Linked DNA regions of Homo sapiens: all the other regions are linked to region 1. The links are chromatin contacts, found by Hi-C or POLR2A ChIA-PET in ENCODE. All regions are on one chromosome and are shown on one strand. Each heading gives the region's core, a stretch centred on a gene start or an enhancer-like site at or near the end of the contact. The rest is flanking DNA. Distances are from core to core; before and after follow the strand shown.

Region 1 (2,592 bases), core at 57-2,556:
TACCTCCACCTCCGCGTCCTCGGGGCCCCCGCGGAGCGCGGCGCGGAGCCTCTCCAAGTGTTCCCTCAGGGTGACCCGCTGGTGGAAGGAGAAAGCCGGGTGCAGCGAGGCCATGGTGAAGAGCAGCAGCAGTTCCTCCTGGGCCCTGGAGCCAAGCCCGCCGCCGACCCGGGGCTCCACAATGCCGCCTTCCGGGCCTGAGCCGTCCTTCTCGGCGTCCTGCTCGCCGTCGCCGTCCTCGCCGCGCTCGTCCTCCGCGCCGCCCCGCGAGCCCTCGCCCCGGGCCGCGCGCAGGCTTTTGAGCACCGAGTCCACCTGGGGTAGCAGGCGGTGCAGACGGCCAGCGGCCTCCCGGTTCTCCGAGCCCAGCAGCGCCAGGTAGACGATGAGGCGCGAGCGCACCGCGGGCTCTCGGAAGTCGGCCAGCGGCCCCGGGTCCGAGAGGCCGTTGGCCTTGGCCTCCGAGTCGCGCAGGTAGTGGTAGTCCTTGCGCGCCAGGTCCTCCAGGCACGAGCCAAGGAAGCGCAGCTCCAGCGGGTTGCACAGGTCCAGCAGCCCGCACATGAACTCCAGGCGCTGCGCCGAGCCCAGCACCAGCCCGAACCACTCGTATACCCGCTCCTGCTCGCGCAGCGCCGCCGAGGGCCCCCCGCCGCCGCCCGGCATACCCGCCCCCGCCGCCGCTCCACCAGCAACAGGCGGCCCGAGTCCCCGGGGCGGCGGCGGCGGCGGCAGAGGGCCCCGCGACGGGCCCGCGGGCGGCGGCGGCGGCGGCGGGGGGCGGCAGTCGCGGCGGCGGCGCGAAGGCGCCTTCGCGCCCGGCCGCGCGTCCGCCTCGGGCTCCTCCGCCTCGGGCGGCGGCTCCGCGGGGTGCGTTGGCTTCAGCGGCAGCTTCATCCTCAGCATCCTCGGCTAGGGCGGCGCAGACATGCGAGCGGGGGCGGGCGGGAGGGGCCGCGAGGTGGAGCACGGGCCGAGGCGGCGGCGCGGCCGTCAGGAGCGGGGCCCCTCCATGCCGCCGGGGGAGGGCCGGGGCCGGGGGCGGGTCTCGGCCGGCGAGGGGGGCGGTGGCCGGCCGGCGGGGTCGCTGGCGTCGTCTTCCCGGGCTGGGGGCGGGGCGTGCCCGCGACGGCTCCTCCCCCTGGGCTCCTCGCCGGTTCTGGGAGCCCGGGTGCGGGTGGGAGCAAGCGAGCGAGGGTGTCCTCCTTCCGCCTCCCTCTCTCCGCCGTCCGCGCTGAGCCGGGGCGGCGGTGCCTGAGCTGTTCCCTCGCGAGCCGGTGAGGACGGAGCGGCTGGGTGAGGAGGTGGAGCAGCCGGGCCGGGCGGAGAAGCTTGCGGGCTCCGCGCACCTCACCTCCGCCAATCAGCACCGCGAATCGACGGTGACGTCGCTCTCCCCGCCCCCTGGGGGGCCGCCTTTCTCCAGGAAGCCACGCCCAACTGCTGGCCGGCCGCCTCCCTCTCGGCGGCTTCCGTGCGGTCCTAAAGGCTGGTGCTCGGCAGGAGGAGGACGCGGGCTGGGGCCGTGGGGCGGCGTGAGGGTAGCCCGGGAGCGGTGAGGAGCGTGCGAGGCCCACGTGAGCGGAGGGACGCGGCCGCTCTCACCTTTCCTGAGGGCCCTGGCCCGGCTTTGGACTCCTGATTCTCCTCTGCTTGCCAGCTGCCGCCCCGCCTCCGCCAGTGGTGCCCGGGCTGCCTGCGCGGCCGGAGTGAACGCGTCCCGGGAGCAGGGGTTTCTCCGAAGTGAGTGCGCCAGCCCCGGGACGAGCTCGTTCGAGTCCTCACCGCCCAGTGCACTTCCTGAAAGCCGGCGGTGGGCTGTCTCCCACCTTGTGAAACTTTGCCAGGTGTCGCTCACAGGGGACTGGGTCCGGACGCGGGTGGCGGCGCTGGTTTGCGGCCCCGGTTTGCGGCCCCGGCGCCGCGATCCCGGGCCGCGCCCACGCCCAGGCTGGAGGCACCGTGCGCAGGTGGGGACGCGCGGCCGGGAGGTGCGCAGCGGGACCCGGCCGGCCGAGGGTGAGCGCTGCTGGGGACGCTCCTAGTCTGTAACGCTCTGTGAAAATTATTTCCTGGATAGTTTAGGAAAAGCCTCTCCCTTCCCCGCCCCTAAACCTCTATCTTTTGGGAATCATTGATTTGCTAAATGACATTTCGGTGCCTAACCCATTTTGAATCCTTGTTCTGCTGTGAATTTCATGTGACTGGAGGAATTTAATAAGCTACCAACTTGACAGGCTTTAAACTTAAAAAAAAAAAGTTTTGTTACGTTTTTCAGATTTAGGCTTCCAAGATGTTTACACTCGCACTGTTACTTTTTTTTTTTTTTTTTTTTTTTTTTAGCAACATAGTCCAAATTTTTAAAACTCAGCTGGATCTTTTGAGGGTTAATTAAAAGGTGGGTTAAAAAAAATCTTAAGACTTTAAATTTAGAAGTCCTACTACAGCTATGTAGTAGGAGTATGCAGAAAGATAAGAATCACATTGTAACTCTTTGCGGTGGTGCTGGAACATCTGTTGGGAGAGCATATGCTGAACTCTGTTCACCTCACAAGTTTATGTCCTAAGAGGCTCATTCACAGTTCAGTAAAA
Region 2 (2,592 bases), core at 44-2,543, 780 kb after region 1:
AGAAAAAGATTATTTTTGTTTGTTTGTTTGTTTGTTTTCATTATTGCTAGTATTATTTTTAGAGACAAGCCTGGCTCTGTCACCCAGGCTGGTGTGAAGTGGCATGATCATAGCCCACTGCACCATCGATCTCCTGGGCTCCAGCAATCTTCCCATCTCGGCCTCTCAAAGTGTTGGGATTACAGACATGAGCCACTGTGCCTGGCCACAAAGATTCTAAGGCTGGGTGACTGGGAGAAATAGAGAGGCTGAGAAGGAAGCAAAGAGGGCTGAGGCCAAGGTACTGAGGAGCAGTGGATGGAGGCAGATAGTGAAAGACTGGTGGGAGCGCCCTCAGATGGAGGAGGAATGAGCCCCTGAAGGAGTCCTTTCCCCCACGTGTGTGGATGACATCCACTCTTCACATGAGAGAGGCACAGCCTCTCTGTTCAGCAAGAGTCAGGCTCGCCAGGCTGTTGCCTAAATCTAAGGACAATTCTGCATAGGAATCCAAGGTGCCCCTACAGCTCACTCTCCAGATGGCAGATTTCCTTGGGCCCTTCCTTCTGTTTGGGGCATCCTGTTTCACCCTCAGACTGCCTCCATTCACAAACAAAAAGAGCCTCTTGCCCTAAACTTAGCTTGGGGAAAAGGATTTTTTCATGCATCAAGGGAAAAGAGGAAACCAAAGCCATAGAACATATTTCCGTTGGCTGTGTCCCTGCTGACATGTGGTGATTCATCAGAGTGTGACACAACAGACCCTTTATGGTGATTAGCACTGGCTTGTTGAGCAAAGTCTCCTATCTCAGTATCCTTTTGCTGTTTCGAAAAACAAGTAAATAAATAGGATAAATAGCACATTCTCTATGGATGTCCACAACACCATAGAATGAGAGCGAACACAAAACACCCTATGTTGGCTTTTTTATTTGTCATCACTTTTTAATTTAGACCAGTGGTTTCCATTGCTCCTGGGGAGCCTTTTAAAAATACAGATTCCTAGGTCTGGCCTCTGCTGGTTCTGATTTTGTAAATATAAAAAAGAGCCTGTTTTCCTCCAGAGAGTCGGCAATGTTTATGCTGAAAGAACCTTTGCTCCTTTGTTCTAGGACAGGCTACAGGCTTGAGTGAAGAGAGAACTTTCCTTATGCTCTTTGCCAATGTCCATGTGGTCTCATTTGATTGGAGCCACTCATCAGATTAGTGATCTTGTGCCTCCAGGCCTGGGCTAGCTCTGTTCTCCATGGGTGCTTTCCCAACTTTTCCATCTGGCCTCAACCTTCTGTTCCTAAATTGGCCTTGACAGATTTAGAAGGTGCCTTGGAGACATATCTGTGCCCAATGAACAACTTAACTTGGCATGGGTCTCTGGGCATGAGGGCTGATGGGCCAGAGGATAGTCTGGGTTTCTGAAAGTAGTGCATGACAGAGAAACTGACCAGGGAAAGAGATTTTTGGGAAACACATTTCTGAGGTTGTCTGGGAGGTGCAGACAAAATCTGGTAAGTTTTGAGGCGTAAAAAGCAGCCTGGAACAAAGGGTTGGAGAGGTTGCAAACTTTATTCCCATTTCTGTATTTTAATTCTTCTTGCTTAGCTTCCAGGTGAACTGGATATATCCCTGGGCAGGCAGTGTACATCTTCTTAGAGCCTTACACCTCAGTGTGAATGAGTATATTAGATTCTCTCCTGAAATTGGGAAAGAAAGAGAGAATGATGTTTCAGAAAGAAAATCAGAAGAGCAGGTGGTTGGTGACCAGAAGGCCGCTCTGGGTCTTCAGCAGCTTTGCCTGGATATGGGGAGGGCACGGGGCACAGGGCACCGAGGCAAACGAAACAGGGACCTGGGCTGCCATGTTCTCTGGGAAATGTTTCATGTGAGTGCTCTGGGTAGAATGGATACAGGTGCATCTCCCATCCCTTAAAGTCTTTTTCTTTTTGGCATCCCTCGGTAATGTAATTTTGGAAACATGGAGAAGTTTCTATGTTTCAAAAGTAGTAGGCTGTAGGTTTATATGGATTATACAGGAAATAACATTGTCTTCGCTGACTCTAGAATTTTTTTTGTTATGGTAAAATGCATATAACATAAAATTTACTATTTTAATCATTTTAGGTGCATACTCCAGTAGCATTAAGTACATTCACATAGTCATGCAACCATCACCACCACCCATTGCCAGAGCTTTGTTACCATCCCCAGCTGAAACTCTGAACCCACTAAACACTAACTCTCTATTCCCCACTCCCCCAGCCCCTAATAAGCACTGTTTTACTTTCATCTCCATGAATGACTCTAGAATTTTATAACTTGGATCCTTTAAGATACAAATCCTCCAAGATACCCAGAAGTAATCCTTGGTAAATTCAGGTAGATTCTTGGATAAAATCAATTGCCTCCTCTGGTGTGTTTTAGCTATTTGTGTCTCCAAGCACCCTTCACTGTAGGGTTATCTTCTCCCTCAGTCCTCCCATCAAGAAAGCTTATAATGCATGGGTTTACAAGCAGGAAGTGGAGAAAACTGGTGCCTCACAGGTGAGCCCAGGAATCGAGGAAATCCTGAATGAACCCCTGAAAGGTGGCCTTTAGTCACTGGGCCAATTGTGAGCT
Region 3 (2,592 bases), core at 31-2,530, 680 kb before region 1:
AAAAACGTGTGGATAGATTAATTCACCAGCATCGGGGAGCCGGGTGGGCGGGGGTGGGGGGTACAGTGTGGCGCAGGGCATGTCTTTCTGTGGGTAGGTCGTTAACAATTTTCATAAACAAAAGATTGCCTTGTTTATACCTGTTCATCAGAGTCAGCATTTCTTAAATCTGTTTAAGGTGAAAGTGAGTGCTTTGTGTTTTAAAAATCATATGGGAAGCACAGAAATAGGAAATGTTCACTTTGTTTAATGTGGAAGTATATTCCATAACAGGTGGCCTCTCAACTTGCACAAATAAAACAAAATTGGTTGGCTAAAATCTATCAGAGAAGAAGAGGAAGTAATCGCCAGGTGGTAGGACCAGGAGCAGATGGGGACTATTTACTTAGATCCTCAATTCTTCTTGTTGAGTGTCCCTCTAATTAAGTACCTTTCCTTAGATGTTAAATAAACTTTCATATTTTTAAATAGTATTTTTTTTAGAAAAGTGTATTCCCATGCCAGTTTCTCCTTCTTCCAAAGTCAGGGGTAGAATAACCATATAGCATTAATAGAGTCTGTGTAAGCTTAAATAGTCCAACTTTCCTTTCAGGCTTTTTATTTGAAGTTTCCAAATTACACAGCTAAAATAAAAACAGCACAGAATTTAAATTGAGACCATTATATATCGCAGGGACTTCCCCCACCCCCATATTAAGTAAGGCAGTGTCAGCCCTGGTGGTCCGTGCAGACTCAGTGCACTGGAGGCAGAAGTTCCAGGTGGACTGACTCCTGCCCCCACCCAGACCTCTGGTGCTCCCAGGCAGTCTGGAACAATCAGACTCTGGTGCTCCCAGGCAGTCTGGAACAATCAGACTCTGGTGCTCCCAGGCAGTCTGGAACAATCAGAGTTGCCCTTGGTCTTCCGGAAATACTGTAATTCCCTGTGCAATGTTAGCTCTTGACCATCTTTGAATTCTTTTTCTTAGACTTACAAGGCTCTGTCGCTGGTTTCCCTCTCACTCTTCTGACGACTACATTTCAACTTCCTTCAACAAACACTTATGAAGCATTTATATAGCACTTACTGACGGCCACAGCCAGGTGCAGTTTTGTGGATCTGTACACAAATGAATTAGATGAGCCGGTGCCCATCGGCCCTGGGGTTCACAGACCAAGGCTCGCTCTGCCGGCATCCTGGGCTCCCTCCTGCCGCCTGCACCTGGAACGCTTGGCGGTCTCCGTGCCTCTTCTCCAGTTCTCTCCTCCACTGTGCTCCTTTGGAAAGGCTTTTCTGTCACGGCTTCAATCATAAAACTGTATTCCTAGTCCTATTTCCTCATCTGAGGTGAAGCATGAAATCTCCTCTTGTTTACCCCGAATTCAGCCAGCTCACCACGAGCCCTCTCTGCATCTGTCAGCCTCTGTCAGCAGCTGTAAAAGCTTCCCTTCTCCCCAGACCCCCACATCTGGAAACCGTCTTTAAGTCGTCCTCCCCTTTTTACTGTGTGTCCAGGAATCCACTTTTGGGCTTCCTCTGACCGGCCTCTTCCTTCCTTCTTTTCCTCCTCCCCGCCCCACTGCCTCCACCTACTCTAGTCCCAAGGCCGTGCCCCTGCCCCAACCCTCCCACTGTGCTCTTCCCACCCACACCAGAGTCCCCTTCTTTAAATCCTGTCCGATCAGTGTCACTCTCATTAAGTGACAGAGATGATGTCTCCACCTTTTATATCTCCAACAGCATCTAACCCAACACCTGGCACTTACTAGAGGCATCAACGATGCTTGTTGTTCTGTGTGGCGAAGGCACACCTGGATTCTGGATGGTCAGTCTCAGCTCTCCATCTTTGCTGCCTCACAGGGACTCCAAATGTGGAGCGTCTCCCACTGCCCTTAATTAGGGAAATTCAGCCTCGCAGAAGACAGTGAAACTGATGAAAGCATTGGGAAATGGAACCTAGGAAAGTTAAAGAATTGGCATCATTTGATGTGAGAAAGAGAAGCGAAGATGATGAGAGATCCTAGGGAAAAGGCTACATGCCCTGTCTTTCTTGAGACAAGCGTGTGCACTTCCTTTGCTTCCACTCTTACTTGTGTTTATCCTTGGAGGGACCTTTAATTATCTAACGCTTGGGTATTGGCCACGGTGCTTATCGTCTGCGTGTGAATCTGGACATGGTCCCCAAGCTGTGTGGTGCTGTTTGTTGGTGCGGTCCAGGATGCACAGGGCTGAGATGGTGCTGCATGCACACTTACCGAGCACATCCCCCTGGGAGAGGTGTGGACACCACCGTGAAGGGGGCCCAGACCTCCTCCTTAAATGCCTGCACTTTCACAGGGATCAGACATGGAGACAAGAACTCTCAGAAGAGGGAGAGGCCTGAGGCACAGCAGGAAGGTACAAGTTCAAAGGAAGTGAAGATTTCCAGTGAGAGCTATCAGACTCTTGAAATGGACTACAGGGAAAGCCTGTGGTCTCCTCTTTCTTAGAAATGCTAAACTCATAACAGAAAACCTCTCCACCGTGGCTTGAGTGTCAAATTCTCTGGAGGCCTGGGGATGGGGCCGGGAGTTTTCTGCCTCTATATCCCCATGGTCCACTTATTCGGGTGG
Region 4 (2,592 bases), core at 49-2,548, 620 kb before region 1:
GGCATGTGTCTTATTTAGCTTTAAGCTAAATACTCAGCACCTTACAAAAATAGTTTGGTTACTGAATGAATAAGCCCGCTGAAGATGAGATTTCAAGGTCATATAGATACGGCCTTTAGTCTCTCTTGTTATGGTTTATTACACTAACCTGGTGAACCAAATAGCATAACTATTAACATATTTTTAGCACTTTTTGCTATAAATGCATTTCTCCACCTATTTCAGAAGTACGTCTTTTGAATTACTGGACTGACCACACCTTCTTGCAGGAGGGACATGAGCCCACAGGTGCCCTGCAGTATTTGCATAGCTAGTGCGGCAGTAGGGAACTTGGTTCTGTGCTTCCCTCCAGACACCATCTTCTACCCCAGCCCAGAAGGTAATTAGACTAAGGAATCCTCTGAGGTCCATCTCTGGAATAGCCAGCTCCGGCTGAAGTCTCCATTAGCAGGTGGTTGGGGCCAAGCTTCCTCTGCCCTGGCCCATGGCATAAGCCATCTTTGCACATTATTTTCAAACTGTGAAAATAATGCCAGAGAAAGGAAGCACCCATTTGGGCTTCTCATTTTTCAGCCTCCCCAGCTCCTGAGGGCCCCTGCCTGATTTGCATTCTTAGCTAAATTTGCATAACAGAACACACCAGAACTTCCCTGGACCAACTGTGGTAAGCGGGCAAGTTTTGTTTTTGTTTTGTTTGGGTTTTTCATCTCCTGCCATGTCTCCAGCAGGTTTCTTGTTACATCCAAATGACATGGAGATTAGGTTTCACGAATGTCATTGGCCCATGTTTCAACCAGCCCCTCCCCCTGGACCCAGAGTTCCTCCAAGATCAACCCCCAGGCACTGGAGATGGCTTTGGGGAGCAGCCTTCGCCAGCCTGGAGGAAGGCAAATCCTTGTGCTTCTCACGCTCCCGTGCCTCTTCACCATCTCCGGCCCAGGCAGCTGTGTGTCCTTCAGTTATATGCTCAAGGGTTATTTTTTTCCCTTTCCTTTTCCCCCAAACCCGGAAACAATATTTTGGGAGTAAAGGGAGGGTGCGGGAGGAAGAGTCACAGGGGACAGAAGCAAGCATGCAGCTGCCAAAGCCACACTGCTCTGCAGACGGAACCCTCTAGACTCATTCAGCACAATGTGGCTGTGGAGGAAATCCTGCCGAGCCGATGATAAGGGGGGAAATGGAGTCACTTCCTCACCAGCTGCTTTATTCAGGTAGAAAAAAGTCCTCACTTCCTTGCGTGTGCTCTGCCGGCCACCACTCCCAGCCGCCAGTGCGGCTTGCTCCCCCTCTTGCTCTGAGCCAACTCTGGTGTCAGGAGAATCTTGCTTGGCTTCATGGAGCGCTCTTTCTGCAAGACAAGTGTCTGTCTACCCCACTTCCTCCTTCATGTCCTTTCTCTTTCTCCTGGCGTTCTCTCTCACCTGACGGTTGCATGTCATAGATTCTGTGTGGCCGCAGTAGTCACAGATAGTATTGCCAATGAGTCTCCAGCCCTCTTGGTGGAATCTAGGATCAGGACATACCCAGTGGTCTCTACGTTTGCATAGATGTCTAGAAACAGCCTTTGACCTCTGGTCGTCTCCCCTGCCCTGCACCACAGGCACCAATGCTGCCCCTCTTGCCAATGCCCTGCTATTGTCCTTTCACCCTCTTAGGCAGCACTTGTCAAAGTTTGTCTTCCTAATACTCCAAACATAGCAGCAGTCTCCTTGACAGAGGGGTTAGGGGCCAAATGAGTTTGGAAAATGCTACTCCCTTTCTTGGAGAATCAAGCACCTGTGAGTGGGGGTGATAATATTTACTAACCAATATAGCAGGGACACTGACCAGTCAGATCCCTCTGTGTCCTTGGGAACCGGCTAACCATCAGTCCCTGGGAGGAGGACACTAGAGGCTGCTGCTGAAAGAAAAAAAAAGCACTGAATTTTATCTAAGCCAGTCCTTTATTTGGTCTCTGAATACTCCCCTTTTAAAAAAATATTATCTATTAGGATGTTTGAAAAATCTGCCATATAGTAAAACAAATCAGTTTGTTTCAGCTCCACAAACATTTGCTGAGTTCCTAACGTATGACAGACACATGCTCCAGGGATCCAAAGATAAATAAAACATGGTCCTGCACCTCCAGGTGCTAATAGTTGAATGGGGAAGGCAGACATGTAAACAGATGATCTTCGTATAATACTGTGAACAGGGAACAGCCGAGGATTATTTAGCTCAACCTAGGGATTTGGAGAAAGTTGCTTGCAGAAAATGATTGAGCTGAATCTCTGAATGAACCAAAGTTGACTTAAGAGTGACAAGCTGAGCAGGAGAACTAGGTTGGAGCCAGAGCATTGGGAACCTTAGACTTAAGCATGGAAGCAACAGATTTGATTCTGAATGGATCACTCTGGCTGCAGTACACAGAAGAGATTTACAGGCAAAGCACAAGACTCAGACAGAGGCAGAGAGATCAGACTGGAAATCACAGCAGTGATCCTGGGGAGAGAAGGTAAAGGGAGAGAGAAGTGTTCAGGTGGTAAAATTGGCAGTGCATCTACTGCCCTGTTCTGTCCTGTCCCCTGGCCTTTACCACTTCAGTGCTCACTA
Region 5 (2,592 bases), core at 52-2,551, 580 kb before region 1:
CATGGTGCAGAGCTACAGGGCACCACAAGCTGTCCACATGCCCACGTTAGAGTTTCACTCAGCCCTTGGCCTCCCAGGGAGAATCAGAGCTGAGTTAATAAGTGAAGCATTTACAGGCCACCTCATACTCTTGAAAGATAAGGAGAGCCCTCAACCTTGTGATAGATAAGCATTGTTCAAGAGCAGAAGTCTCCAGGGAAGACGTCTTGGAAAATCCATGTTTTCTATGGTCAGGGCTACCTTAGCCTCCCAGACCCTCCCAGAAGGAAGTAGAGATAGAGGGCCATGTGTCTGCTGGCCTGGTCTGCCCACTGCACATCGTGGGGCTGTGGGTGATACACTCGGGACACGCTGCACAGCCCGGTCCTGAGCCCTTCCCTGGACTCTGACGGCCCAGGTCTGGCTCTGCCCACAGCCCTGCTTTAGGCCGTGGCTCTTGCATACTTTGGCCTCCTGTGAACATTTAAAAGATGGTGGTGTCTGCCCTCATGCATCTAAATAATAAAAACGTTTCCAAACCACAAGTTTTAAAATCCCACAAAGCTCTGATTTTCTCATGATGACTGGCTGCTGCTGCTGCTTCCGACTTTCCTTCTGCCCTCCTTCACCTCCTCTTTTTCTTCTTCAAGTGTCGAATTCTTTCAAATGTTTGTTTTATTTCATAACCCTGCTTGCTGATGCCCTGAGCGTGGGCTTGCTCTGTTGTTTGGTAGCCCAGTGCGGGCCGTAACCTTGCTCTTAGCAAACAGCTTCCAGCTGGGAGATGTGCCCCTTGGTCACCAGGACCAAACCCAGTTACTAGTTCTGTTGATGCCAACAAGTCTTTCAATTACAGCGATGGGTACAACTGGTCTGCTTAGAATGAACTTGAGCCTGGAGCCCAGAGACCCAGGTGCCAGTCCAGGCTCTGCCTGCAACTGACCAGCCCTCTCTGGACTCAGTTTCCTCATCTGTAAAGTTACTAGAAGGCCACCGTGGTCGTTTCCAGCTTCTGCAGGCCACACCCTTGCTGTCATGGGATTCAGGCCAGGCCTGGACAGCCTGAGACACCTCTGTCCTTACTGCTTCTGGCTTAGTCCTCATCCCAGAGAAGGCTGTGGGTCAAGACAGTGCCAGGAGGTTGGGCAGCCGTCCACTCCCAAACCCAACCAGGGATTGGGATCAAGCAGGGAGCGGGGTACACTCAATGCCCACACCTGATGTGCTAACCACTGGGTGAATTATTTTCACTTCTGTGAACAAGGCCTCTGCTATCGCTTCACCAAGAAGCCGGCCACATCTGAAAACCACCGGTGTTGCGAGTTGTCTTATGGAAAGTGGAAACAGGCAGGATGTGGTTTGAACTGACAAAACACCAAGGCAGCCCATTCCTCAGGAGGGGCTTTAAACAATGGCATGGAGAATGGGGGAGGAGATCATGTCTTCTGACTTGGAGCCAACTGGCCATTAAGGCTGGGCCGGCAAACGAGCTACTTAGGACCAAGATGGTAAAACAACAACAACAACAACAAAACACACGCACAACAACCGAGAAACAAAAACAAATCAACAGTAGTATTCCTCCTTTCAGTAGTAAAACTCTGCATCTATACAGCAACTCCCACACTGAAGATGCTTTCACACTCACTAGGTGCTTGCTCTTGATGACCTGCAGAGACAGGCGGAGCTGTGTTAATATTCCTGTTTTGGGGATAAGAATCCTGAAATAGGATGACGGCTGTGAAGACAGGAAGTGTCAAAGTGGTCCCAAAAGCCAGGACTCCTGAAGCCTGACCCCAATTCAGCATCTAGTTCTCCTGGCCCTGTGTAAACACAGCCCCATTCGAGAAAGGCAGCACTTCCTGTGACACCACAGCACACACCCCCGCCTTGGGTTGGGGGTGCATCCCCCCAAATGGATGCTGCGTGAAGGCAGAGGGCTTGAGGGCTTTACCACATACTCCCTGTGCCTCACACCTCGCTGCCCATTGAGACACTCCACAAAGTCTGATAAATGAACAATTAATTATAAATAATGAAAACACCGAGAGGCCACTCATCTCCAAAGATTTAGGTACAGAATTTGCCCAGCTGTGATAGGATCTTATGCGGAAAAGGTTTCTGTCTTGCCTCCTAAGCCAGTTGGATGAAAAGTCTTTTCCTTGGCTTTCCTGGAAAGGAGAAACATTAATGTGAAAAGACAGGAGTGAAATGAGTTCCTGGAAATTGACAGTGGTCCATTTCTCTGCACCTTAGAATTTGCTGCGCTTGACTCCCTTACGTGCTGGTACCACTCCTGTGAGATAACAGTTTCCCTGTGTTCCATCTGCAAGGACCTTCCTTGGTGTGTTGGTTGACATTTGATGGCTTTGCTGAGAGGTATTGTTTTGAAGAAGGTAACAATCCTAGCGCTCTTGTTGACTGGCTGGCTTAGCCACATTTGGGGTGGTTGTTCTTCTGAATGACTGTGGGGTAAGGGACACAGTGTCTCAGAGTCTCAGTTTCCTCATGTCTAAAATCGGGGCGATGATAAAAGTGTCCATAGCGTGGGTTAGGGTTAGGTCGTAAGGATGGAGTGACGTCATGGCGGGGCCGCTGGGAACAGTGCCTGGC

What was found. A loop is a pair of places that touch in the nucleus more often than their neighbours do. ChIA-PET counts read pairs that join two places held with the same protein, here RNA polymerase II (POLR2A). Pooled maps may share reads with other maps.
Region 2: a loop to region 1 is called in a map of ascending aorta, with 7 times the contacts of the local background. The contact joins the enhancer-like site here to the promoter of ZCCHC2 in region 1. A Hi-C loop is called at or near these places in 2 of 168 maps with a recorded cell type or tissue (ascending aorta and tibial artery) and 5 of 50 pooled maps.
Region 3: a map of naive thymus-derived CD4-positive, alpha-beta T cell shows a loop between it and region 1 (4-fold over the local background). The contact joins the enhancer-like site here to the promoter of ZCCHC2 in region 1. A Hi-C loop is called at or near these places in 1 of 168 maps with a recorded cell type or tissue (naive thymus-derived CD4-positive, alpha-beta T cell), 1 of 37 single-sample maps with no recorded cell type and 9 of 50 pooled maps. POLR2A ChIA-PET finds 5 or more read pairs at or near these places in 1 of 52 experiments (activated naive CD8-positive, alpha-beta T cell).
Region 4: a pooled map shows a loop between it and region 1 (7-fold over the local background). The contact joins the enhancer-like site here to the promoter of ZCCHC2 in region 1. A Hi-C loop is called at or near these places in 2 of 37 single-sample maps with no recorded cell type and 5 of 50 pooled maps. POLR2A ChIA-PET finds 5 or more read pairs at or near these places in 1 of 52 experiments (activated B cell).
Region 5: a pooled map shows a loop between it and region 1 (4-fold over the local background). The contact joins the enhancer-like site here to the promoter of ZCCHC2 in region 1. A Hi-C loop is called at or near these places in 7 of 37 single-sample maps with no recorded cell type and 4 of 50 pooled maps. POLR2A ChIA-PET finds 5 or more read pairs at or near these places in 1 of 52 experiments (MCF 10A).

What each region holds. Positions count from the first base shown.
Region 1 is chr18:62,521,739-62,524,330 of GRCh38, reverse strand. ZCCHC2 (zinc finger CCHC-type containing 2) reads right to left here and starts at 1,306. Exons shown (of 14, transcript NM_017742.6): 1 at 1-1,306. The coding sequence starts at 906. RefSeq lists silencers at 1-22, 913-1,412, 1,443-1,712, 1,943-2,052 and an enhancer at 24-597.
Region 2 is chr18:61,736,817-61,739,408 of GRCh38, reverse strand. No RefSeq gene overlaps it. Among named protein-coding and RNA genes, the nearest start is that of LINC01544, 10 kb to the left of the region's middle. Within about 2 kb of position 1,293, at least 6 of the 41 ENCODE cell types and tissues checked have a DNase peak (open chromatin) inside an H3K27ac peak, as active enhancers do; they include ascending aorta, where a contact is called at or near this core.
Region 3 is chr18:63,205,804-63,208,395 of GRCh38, reverse strand. The region is part of intron 2 of BCL2 (BCL2 apoptosis regulator); the gene reads left to right. Among named protein-coding and RNA genes, the nearest start is that of BCL2, 110 kb to the left of the region's middle. Within about 2 kb of position 1,280, at least 5 of the 41 ENCODE cell types and tissues checked have a DNase peak (open chromatin) inside an H3K27ac peak, as active enhancers do.
Region 4 is chr18:63,136,882-63,139,473 of GRCh38, reverse strand. The region is part of intron 2 of BCL2 (BCL2 apoptosis regulator); the gene reads left to right. Among named protein-coding and RNA genes, the nearest start is that of BCL2, 180 kb to the left of the region's middle. RefSeq lists enhancers at 824-873, 815-1,681. Within about 2 kb of position 1,298, at least 14 of the 41 ENCODE cell types and tissues checked have a DNase peak (open chromatin) inside an H3K27ac peak, as active enhancers do.
Region 5 is chr18:63,097,445-63,100,036 of GRCh38, reverse strand. No RefSeq gene overlaps it. Among named protein-coding and RNA genes, the nearest start is that of BCL2, 220 kb to the left of the region's middle. RefSeq lists enhancers at 960-1,019, 1,050-1,119, 1,150-1,279. Within about 2 kb of position 1,301, at least 5 of the 41 ENCODE cell types and tissues checked have a DNase peak (open chromatin) inside an H3K27ac peak, as active enhancers do.